Regions from separate parts of the Homo sapiens genome. Here region 2 is linked to region 1. A link is a loop called in an ENCODE intact Hi-C map of the cell type or tissue named here. Cell type or tissue: GM12878. All regions are shown on one strand. Each heading gives the region's core, and the rest is flanking DNA. Links, peaks and the distances in the headings are about the cores only.

The links. Hi-C counts contacts between places; a loop is a spot of excess contacts. Peaks named below come from ENCODE experiments on the same cell type or tissue, not always from the same donor. Only the 100,000 strongest peaks of a DNase experiment are listed, where the experiment ranks them.
Region 2: it touches region 1 in a loop (2.2-fold over the local background); 1 of 110 quality-filtered maps calls a loop at or near these places.

Annotation. Positions count from the first base shown.
Region 1 is chr11:60,205,077-60,209,484 of GRCh38, forward strand. MS4A4E (membrane spanning 4-domains A4E) reads right to left here. Exons shown (of 9, transcript NM_001393391.1): 6 at 3,517-3,618; 7 at 638-744. It overlaps MIR6503 (microRNA 6503), which reads right to left and starts at 4,080; the gene lies at 3,995-4,080. In GM12878, for the core only: no CTCF peak of the experiment used is centred there; DNase peaks (open chromatin) are centred at 1,679 and 1,853.
Region 2 is chr11:60,308,615-60,313,022 of GRCh38, forward strand. It overlaps MS4A4A (membrane spanning 4-domains A4A), which reads left to right. Exons shown (of 7, transcript NM_148975.3): 7 at 1-356. Among named protein-coding and RNA genes, the nearest start is that of MS4A6E, 16 kb to the right of the region's middle. In GM12878, for the core only: no CTCF peak of the experiment used is centred there; a DNase peak (open chromatin) is centred at 2,187; H3K27ac peaks cover 1,511 bases.

The sequences.
Region 1 (4,408 bases), core at 174-4,173:
TATATACTGAGTTGGAAAATATGAATGTCCATGCAAATTCAATACTTTTTATCTTATCATAATGAAAATATCGCTTCCTCAAAAAGAACTTTCCTGGTTACTCTCTAATGACTCATATTTCACAACCACTACCAACAACCACTCTCCAGCACATTAATTCTTACAGTTAGCTTCTAACAGCATATAAAAATGTTTTGATTGTTTTATGTTAATCTGTGTCCTGTCCCATAAAAGTTTAACCTACAAGAGGAAGGATATTATCTCTCTTATTCACCGCTATTTTCTTATATGCTTAAAACAATGTCTGCCCCATTGTAGATACTTTACAAATATATGCTGAATAAAATGATGAACTGACAAATATAAATAATATGTATATATGTACATATGTATATGTATTAATTAAAGCTTTTGAGGCTCCATATGTACCAGAGTACTAATTGCTCTATCTTTATTATACCAAGAAATTATCATAGGTCTATGGGCCAGACAATATTATTACTATTTTGCTGAAGAGAAATATGAAGCACAGATAAATTTTGTGGCATGTTCATAGCTACATAGGTAGTAAACAACAAAGATGGGATAGCAAGATGAAAACCCAGGGTTGTCTGATTAGAAAGTCCACATTATTTACCACCATACAGTACTGTCGACATCAACATTTAGTCTCTTTCCATCATATTGCATCTGAATAGAAAGGAGGTAGCACATGAAAGTATTGCTTCTAATTTTATTTTTGCTCTGCAATAAAAAAGCAAATGTAATTAACAAACATTAACAAATACCATATGTTGCACATTTCCATATGTGACACAGGATACACATTTGATTAAGATATAATTCTGCCCAGCAGAAGGTGGGGGAAGGGAGAGGAAGAAGAAAAAATAGAAAATATAAGTTGAATCTGATCCTTCATATGATTTTTACTCCATGTATACCTTTACTGAAATGATAGCTTGTGCACATGCAAGGACTGACTATACTATTCCAAGGTACTTTCTATGGGTGAAGGAAAGCAGAAGGAAAAGGATGGGGGAGAAGGGCATGAATCTCCACTTCATGAAGGAAAAAGCACTTTGGTCCCCAAATATGGCAGAAAAAAAGTCAAGTAAGTGAGAGGAATGTTATACAGGGGAGCAGAAGTATGTGTTTTGCATGGAGACCTCGTTTTAGCAATACCTTTTTGCCCTTCTGCTTCCAAATCTTATTTGCCAGTTTAATGCCTTTATATAAAGTCCTAATGATGAATGAAAACCTTTCAAGTGCTGCTGCCTCATTAAATGCATTATTTATTAATTTAACTTCTAGTACTCTCGATAAAGGGCCAATGAAATTAGTTGTTGAGTTCCAGGGGAAAAAATGAGAACAAAATTTTGAATATATACACACACACACATATATATATATATGTATATATATACGTATATATATATACACACACACACACACAGAGGTCATAATTGGATTCCATATAATAATGATATCAATATGTCTATCAGTATTGGAGTTGGATTCTGGTACTTTCTCATGTGGGGTTCTTGTGTTACAGTCAGCATAGATTTCTGGAGCATTCTTCTGTTAATCTTTTGGTGGCATCAAACTGTCTTAAGTGGTGTGGGAGATGCTATTTCTGCCATGTGAGAATTTGATGGTGTAATTAGCACAAACAATCAGAATGCCATAGGTGAGTCACCCAAATCACCTCAGAGTGCCCCTTTCCTGCCCACATAAAGTCATCATTATCAGAGTTTACTCTTTTCTTCTCTGATTCATTCTCAATATCAGTCATGTGGGGATTCTCAGTCATTCTTTAGATCAGGCTAGATTTAGGACACAACATTCAGTGATAGCTCTTGACCTGAGCTGCTGATGACCACTGCCCTGGTCTCGCAAGAGGATCAATCTTACATGTGGATGACAGTGCACAATATGATGGGTAAACCAAGGTATCATGAAAAATATGGGGCTCTTCTTCCAAACCAGGTTGTTCATGCTGATGACATCAACATACCCAAATCATGATTTGCTGGTTACAAATAAAGCATTGCAAAAACCACACTGGCCTGGAATAGCAGGGATCATCACAAAACTAAGAAAAGTTCTGGTTATTCTTCCACAAACTCAGTGCAACATTCGATTGGTAGGGCACGGTGGGGGACCAGGAAGAGATAGAGATTTAGCCAAGATATGCCCCAAAGCCACTGCTTTTCTGGACTCAAACCAGGGGATTAGGGAAACAACATTCCCCAGCTTCTATGCAAAGAGCCAAAGGGAACACAGACTTAAATATCATGACATGAAAGTTACTTCACTTGATGAAATTACAAAATCATTGGTAATTGCTGAGAATCTCTCACCTCTAGGGTTTTACAATGCAAAACCCCACCACTAGAGTTAATGCGCTATAGTCAATCTCTCTTCTATGAGGGAGGGTTGTCGGGGAGTGGGATATGGTATTGCCTGGGAATCCCTAAAGAAGACAGAGAGGCACAAAATGATGGAGAAGGGCACCAGAGAAACAATCTCCTCAAACTACAATTACTTTATTCTTTGGCTGACGGTTTTGTCTGCCTTTCAGACTTTGGGTAATGAAGCTAATGAGTAGCTGTTGGGGTTTTACTATCCATTTCCTCATTCTGGAACCCTCAATTCTAGGAGGATATCCCACCCCATTATTCTTAGAGCCTCTTTCTTGATTTCTTCTCTCCTTCCATTCCTCACTTTCCTCTCTCTGTGTAACTTTCTTTTGGCTTAACTGCCAGGAGCATCTGCTGCAGGTCTCAGGGTAAGAGAGTGGGCAGGTGGGCACAGACTGATAGAGAAGTCTGAGATCATGACATTCCTTCCGTATTCCAGGAAAAGTTGTTGTAATAGGATAATAGAATAAAACCAAGTACTTTTGGGGACCTCTTCATTGTGAAATATTTTCTTATCTGGATTCAGAGGTTATGCCCTTTGAGAAAGGAAGGGGAAAAAGAGCTTTTATTTAGCTCTTGTGCTAGGCAGAGTTCTAAGGTGACACTCACTGACCCCTTGTGATTCCCTTCTCTCAAGTGTGGATGAAACCTGTGTATAAGATGGGATACAAGTCCCGTATGTAGGACTGATTTGTTGACTTTCAGTTTATAAAAAAACTCATTATTCTGGATGGACCTCACCTCTTCATGTGAATGCTTTATGAGAGGATTAAAGCACTAGAGACTCTGGCTCTCCTGCTGGTCTCAAAGAAAAAGTACATTGTCATGAGTCCTCAACTTAAAGGAAATTAATTCCGCCACATTCACATGAAAGAGAATCAGAAGCTTTAGACAAGGCCACAGCCCCGGCCAACTCCCTGATGACAGAGTCATAAGATCCTGAACCAAGGACCCACATCCACTGGGCCCAGACTCTTGATCCATGGAAACTGAAATATAATGAATGTGTACTGTGTTAAGACTATAAGTTTGTTTAACTGATTATACAGCAATACAAAAGTAATACAGATACCTTCAAATGAAGGCCAATACTGACCTCACTGGGGCTACAACAAAGCACTTTACATCCAAAGGCAGAGAGGGCCACAGCAATGCAGAATTCCAGCACACTTAAGAGGAGCACCATGCCATCCGTACCCTAGGAGAAAACTCATAACAAGGGAATGTGAGAAATGGAGATGACAAGTGAAAACATTTCCCAGCAACCACAGTGTCATAAGAGAAAAAGCACTGGCTGGGAGTCAGGAAACCTGCCTCCCAATGGCAGCCATACCCTTGACCAATTCTTGATCTGCTGAAGTAGCTTCTCACTTTTTTCACTAATAAAATAATCACAGACATTTATTCCCTAGTTCAGCACCTCCCAGTGCTATTGTGGGCATGGAAGATGAAAGTGCTTTAAAATGTTAGGAAGGTAGTATAAAGATAATTGTCATCATATCCTATTGAGTACTAGAAACTCATATCATTGAAAAAATACTATGATTCCATATCTTCGTGATTGTAAGCAGAGTAATGGTCCCCCAGGGAGGTCTGCATCCTAGTCCCCTAATCCTCAGCTTCTGGGGATTTGAATGCAGACCTCCCTGGGGGGACCATTGTTCTTTTTGCACAACAAAAAGGATTAAATTTGCAGCTGAAATCAAGGTTGCTTATTAGCTGGAATGAGAGAATTTTCCTGGATTATTCAGGTGGGTTCAAAGTAATGACAGAATCCTTATAAGTGGAAGCAAGAGGCAGAATAGAGTTCAAGAGAGTTTTGAAGATGCTGCATTGCTTGATTTGAAGGTAGAGGATGGGATGACAAACCAAGAAAGGTAGGCAGCCTACAGAAGCCAGAAAAGGCAGTAAAACTTATTGTTGCCTAAGCCTTCAGAAAGGAGTACGGCCTTGCCCACACTGATTTTAGCCCAGTGAGACCCACTTTG
Region 2 (4,408 bases), core at 215-4,214, 100 kb after region 1:
CTCCTACCTATGGGGACCAAAGTGCTTTTTCCTTCAGGAAGTGGAGATGCATGGCCATCTCCCCCTCCCTTTTTCCTTCTCCTGCTTTTCTTTCCCCATAGAAAGTACCTTGAAGTAGCACAGCCCGTCCTTGCATGTGCACGAGCTATCATTTGAGTAAAAGTATACATGGAGTAAAAATCATATTAAGCATCAGATTCAACTTATATTTTCTATTTCATCTTCTTCCTTTCCCTTCTCCCACCTTCTACTGGGCATAATTATATCTTAATCATATATGGAAATGTGCAACATATGGTATTTGTTAAATACGTTTGTTTTTATTGCAGAGCAAAAATAAATCAAATTAGAAGCAATACTTTCATGTGCTACCTACTTCCTTTTCAGATGCAATATGGTGGAAAGAGACTAAGCGTTGATGTCAAAAATACAGTATGGTGGTAAATAATGTGGGTTTTCTAAACAGACAACCCTGGGTTTTCATCTTGCTATCCCATCTTTGTTGTTTACTACTTATGTAGCTATGAAGATGCCACAAAATTTCTCTGTGCTTCATATTTCTTTTTAGGAAGGTAGTAATAATATTGTCTGGCCCATACACCTATGATAATTACTTGGTATAACAAAGGTAGAAAAACCAGGACTCTGACTGGTACATATGGAGCCACGAAAGTTTTAATTAATATATATACATGTATATATGTAAATAGATATGTATTAGATATATATATCAATTTATCATTTTATTCAGCATATATCTGTAAAGTATCTGTAATGAGGCAGACATTGTTTTAAGCATATAAGAAAATAGTGGTAAGAGAGATAATATCTTATATATATAAGATAATAGTGGTGAATAAGAGAGAGAACATCCTTCCTCTCTTGTAGGTTAAAACTTTTATGGGACAGGACATAGATTAACATATAAACAATCAAAACCTTTTTATATGTTGTTAGAAGCTAACTGGAAGAATTAATGTGCTAGAGAGTGGCTGCTGTAGTGGTGGTGAGAGATGAGTCATTAGAATGTACCCAGGAAAGTTTTTTTTTTGAGGAAGTGATATTTTCATTATGATAAGATAAAAATTATTGAATTTGCACGGATATTCGTATTTTCCAATTCAGTATATAGTATTTCTAGATTTCTCATTCTGCCCTACACTCACATATCTATTGTATCCACCTTTCTCCATGCACGCTTTTCATGGGAATGTAAGTCCCTCCTTCTATCAGTGCTAACCTGTCTACTTTCTCCAGCTCCAGGGATGGATAAGGTGTGGTAAAAGTCAGTTAAGACATTCTATCTTCTTGGTTGAAAGTTGGAAGGTAATTAGCAAGAACCACCAAATAGAACTTAATACTATTGCTTTTCTTTCTTTTTTTTTTTGAATTTTTTTTTTTTTTTTTTTTGAGACGGAGTCTCGCTCTGTCGCCCAGGCTGGAGTGCAGTGGCGCTATGTCGGCTCACTGCAAGCTCTGCCTCCCCGGTTCACGCCATTCTCCTGCCTCAGCCTCCCGAGTAGCTGGGACTGTATACAAGCGCCCGCCACCGCGCCCGGCTAATTTTTTATATTTTTAGTAGAGACGGGGTTTCACCGTGTTAGCCAGGATGGTGTCTCGATCTCCTGACCTCGTGATCCGCCCGCCTCGGCCTCCCAAAGTGCTGGGATTACAGGCGTGAGCCCCCGCGCCCGGCCAACTGTTAATATTTTACCATGTCATAAAGAGATATTGGTCTATGTATGTACCTAATTCCAATCTTTTAATTATTGTGTATGTACTGATATCCTACTTGTTTTATTTCTTCAATATTGTATTAATACTTGGCAGATTTTGTACTCGGCATTTATTCCCCATTTGTTCTGATAATGATGGCCTGATTTCCTCCAAAAAATCACCATTATCTAACTCTTAATTTATGTACAAGGGTGGAGCTCACCCAACCCCCAATTTCAGGAGTTGACCTGTGTCCTACATCTGGGAAGTGGCAGAATTACATCAACTCAGCTAGAGTGAAGTTCTTTGGTAGCCTTGTGACCTAGGAAAAAACAATTGTGTGAATGACTGACACATTTCCAATCAAAATTAATCTCATCATTTTCACTTCACTGACCAAGAAATGGTCTCCCCATCTTTCCTCTTTCCTGTTGGGTTTGGAGCTGTGAGGACGTAAGTTTGCTGCCATCAGCAGCCCCGTGACAGACAGATGCTCACAGACAAAAGCAGAACTGAGAAGTTCCAAGTGAACGATCAGACCCTAATGTAATTCTTTTGAGTCTCCAAGTCAAGTTTTACCCGGAGTTGGCCCAACCCCTGGGGTTTTAAATATATAAAGACAAGGAAAGAGATTTATTCAGATAGTGCAATAACTGGGCAAAATCCTTCAACGGCTTCCTCTCTAATTCAGAATAAAAGCCAAAGCTCATATAAATCCTACATAGTCCTTACATCACGTGATTCTTTGTTGTTTCTTGGATTTTTAAAATATCCTGACTTATATCCTGATATATTGCTTTGAGATTGTTTAAAATGGTAAGAGAGTGCCTTCTCTTGGTGATAATTAGTGCATACATAATTTTTTTAACACTTACATAAGCAACCTAAGATTAGTGCATTTTTAGTTGTAAAAAGTTCATGCAAATATTTTGTGCTATTAGTGCAAGATATTATGATTCCAACTTTTAGACAAGACTACCTGCACTTGTTTCATGTCATGTGATTTGAAATTTATTCTTCATTTGGTTATTCTTGGTTTTATCTATATGTGATTAGAAAGCAGTAGGAAAATGTCCATGAGACTTTGTCTCCTTTTGCTACTTTTACAATAAAAATAATTATTGTTTCATAGGTTTTTGTTTTTTTTTTTGAGAGAGGGTCTGGCTCTGTTGCACAGGCTGGAGTGCATTAGAACCTCTGCCTCCTGGACTTAAGCCATCCTCCCACCTCAGCCTCCTAAGTAAATGGGACTACAGGTGTGCACCACCACACCCAGCTACTTTTTCTATTTTTTGTAGAGACAGTGTTTCACCATGTTGCCCAGTTTGATTCCCTGTCTGCTTAATGATTGCAAGAGGCTCCCCTGCTGGGTTGAAGTTGGGCCAAGAATTGCCTTAGTAGTGGTTGATACGGTTGGGATGGTATGGTTAAAGTTGAACTCATCATTGAGGGAAGCATCTTGGGACCGCACTTCGCCTTGTAAATAATTGGAAAAAAAAAGTTATAAGGTCTTGAGTATATAAAGTGATATTATTGATAACTTCTAACTATAAGTAGTCCAAGCTCTTCAGGTAGATGCAAGATATCTGTGACTAAAAATGATTTTTTTAAAAAATTTGAATCCAGTATTTTTGGGTTTTTTTTTTGTCTTAGACTCACTGAGGCAAAATGAAGGCTTCACGCTAAGTTAAATTTGTGTTATCAAATATTTCTGTCCCCTTTCTCCTCTAAAATCTAATTTCTCTTCTCTACCAGTCCTAAATATCAAAGATTATAAGAAAAGTAAGGATAATTAAAGATTAAAGAATATTGAGGCTTGTGTATTTTTTCAGTCAATGATAAAGAAACGGGCGATCAATAATAAGCAACTGGTAAGTGTACTATAATCAGCATTGCTACAAAAACTGCTATCTATTGAGAAAACATGCATCCAACTATTAAAAGTAATTTATATTTATAAAATCAAATTAAACCCACTCGTAAATGTAAGAGAAGTCTCAAAGGGCTCATTGTTATAACAGTTATAATAGGTATTTTTACATTTGAGGTTGTAAAATGATAATACTGTATGCAAAGTTAGAGGCAAATCAACAGTTCTAACAGTGATGTGTTACACTTACATTACTCAGTAAATTGGATTATAGAGCATGGAACAATTTGGGGAAGAATCATCTCGGGTGTTCCCACTGACCATTAGAAATCTGTAGTTTATCTTAAATTAACTATTTTTAAAATTTGCCATTTTCCACAACTCTTACTTTTCCTGATTCTGAGTCCTGATCCCATAAACTTGCAATACTCTATGGAAAGGATTTCAAGAGAGACATACTTTTATCTTTAATAAAAACATGAATTAAACCAGAAGGAAGGAAATAAAGAGTTGAAGCCCACTGCTGTGGCTGCTGAAGTAATAGATGCATTTTATCTTAATACTTGACTAGAAATTTCCTGTATCTTCATTTTGTATCTTATTATGAATCTTCATCATTAAAATGTATGATAGCTTTATGGTAGGTCTTGAAATCAGGTAGCATATGTCTCATATTATTTTTCTTCATTAACAAAATTGATTTAGTCAAAGTCTTTAATTATTTCATGTACATTTTGGAATTACTTCGTCAACTTTATGCAATCCAAAAAGACCTTCTTGGATTTTGATTAAGAAGGTATTGAGTCTATAGGTCTATAAGGG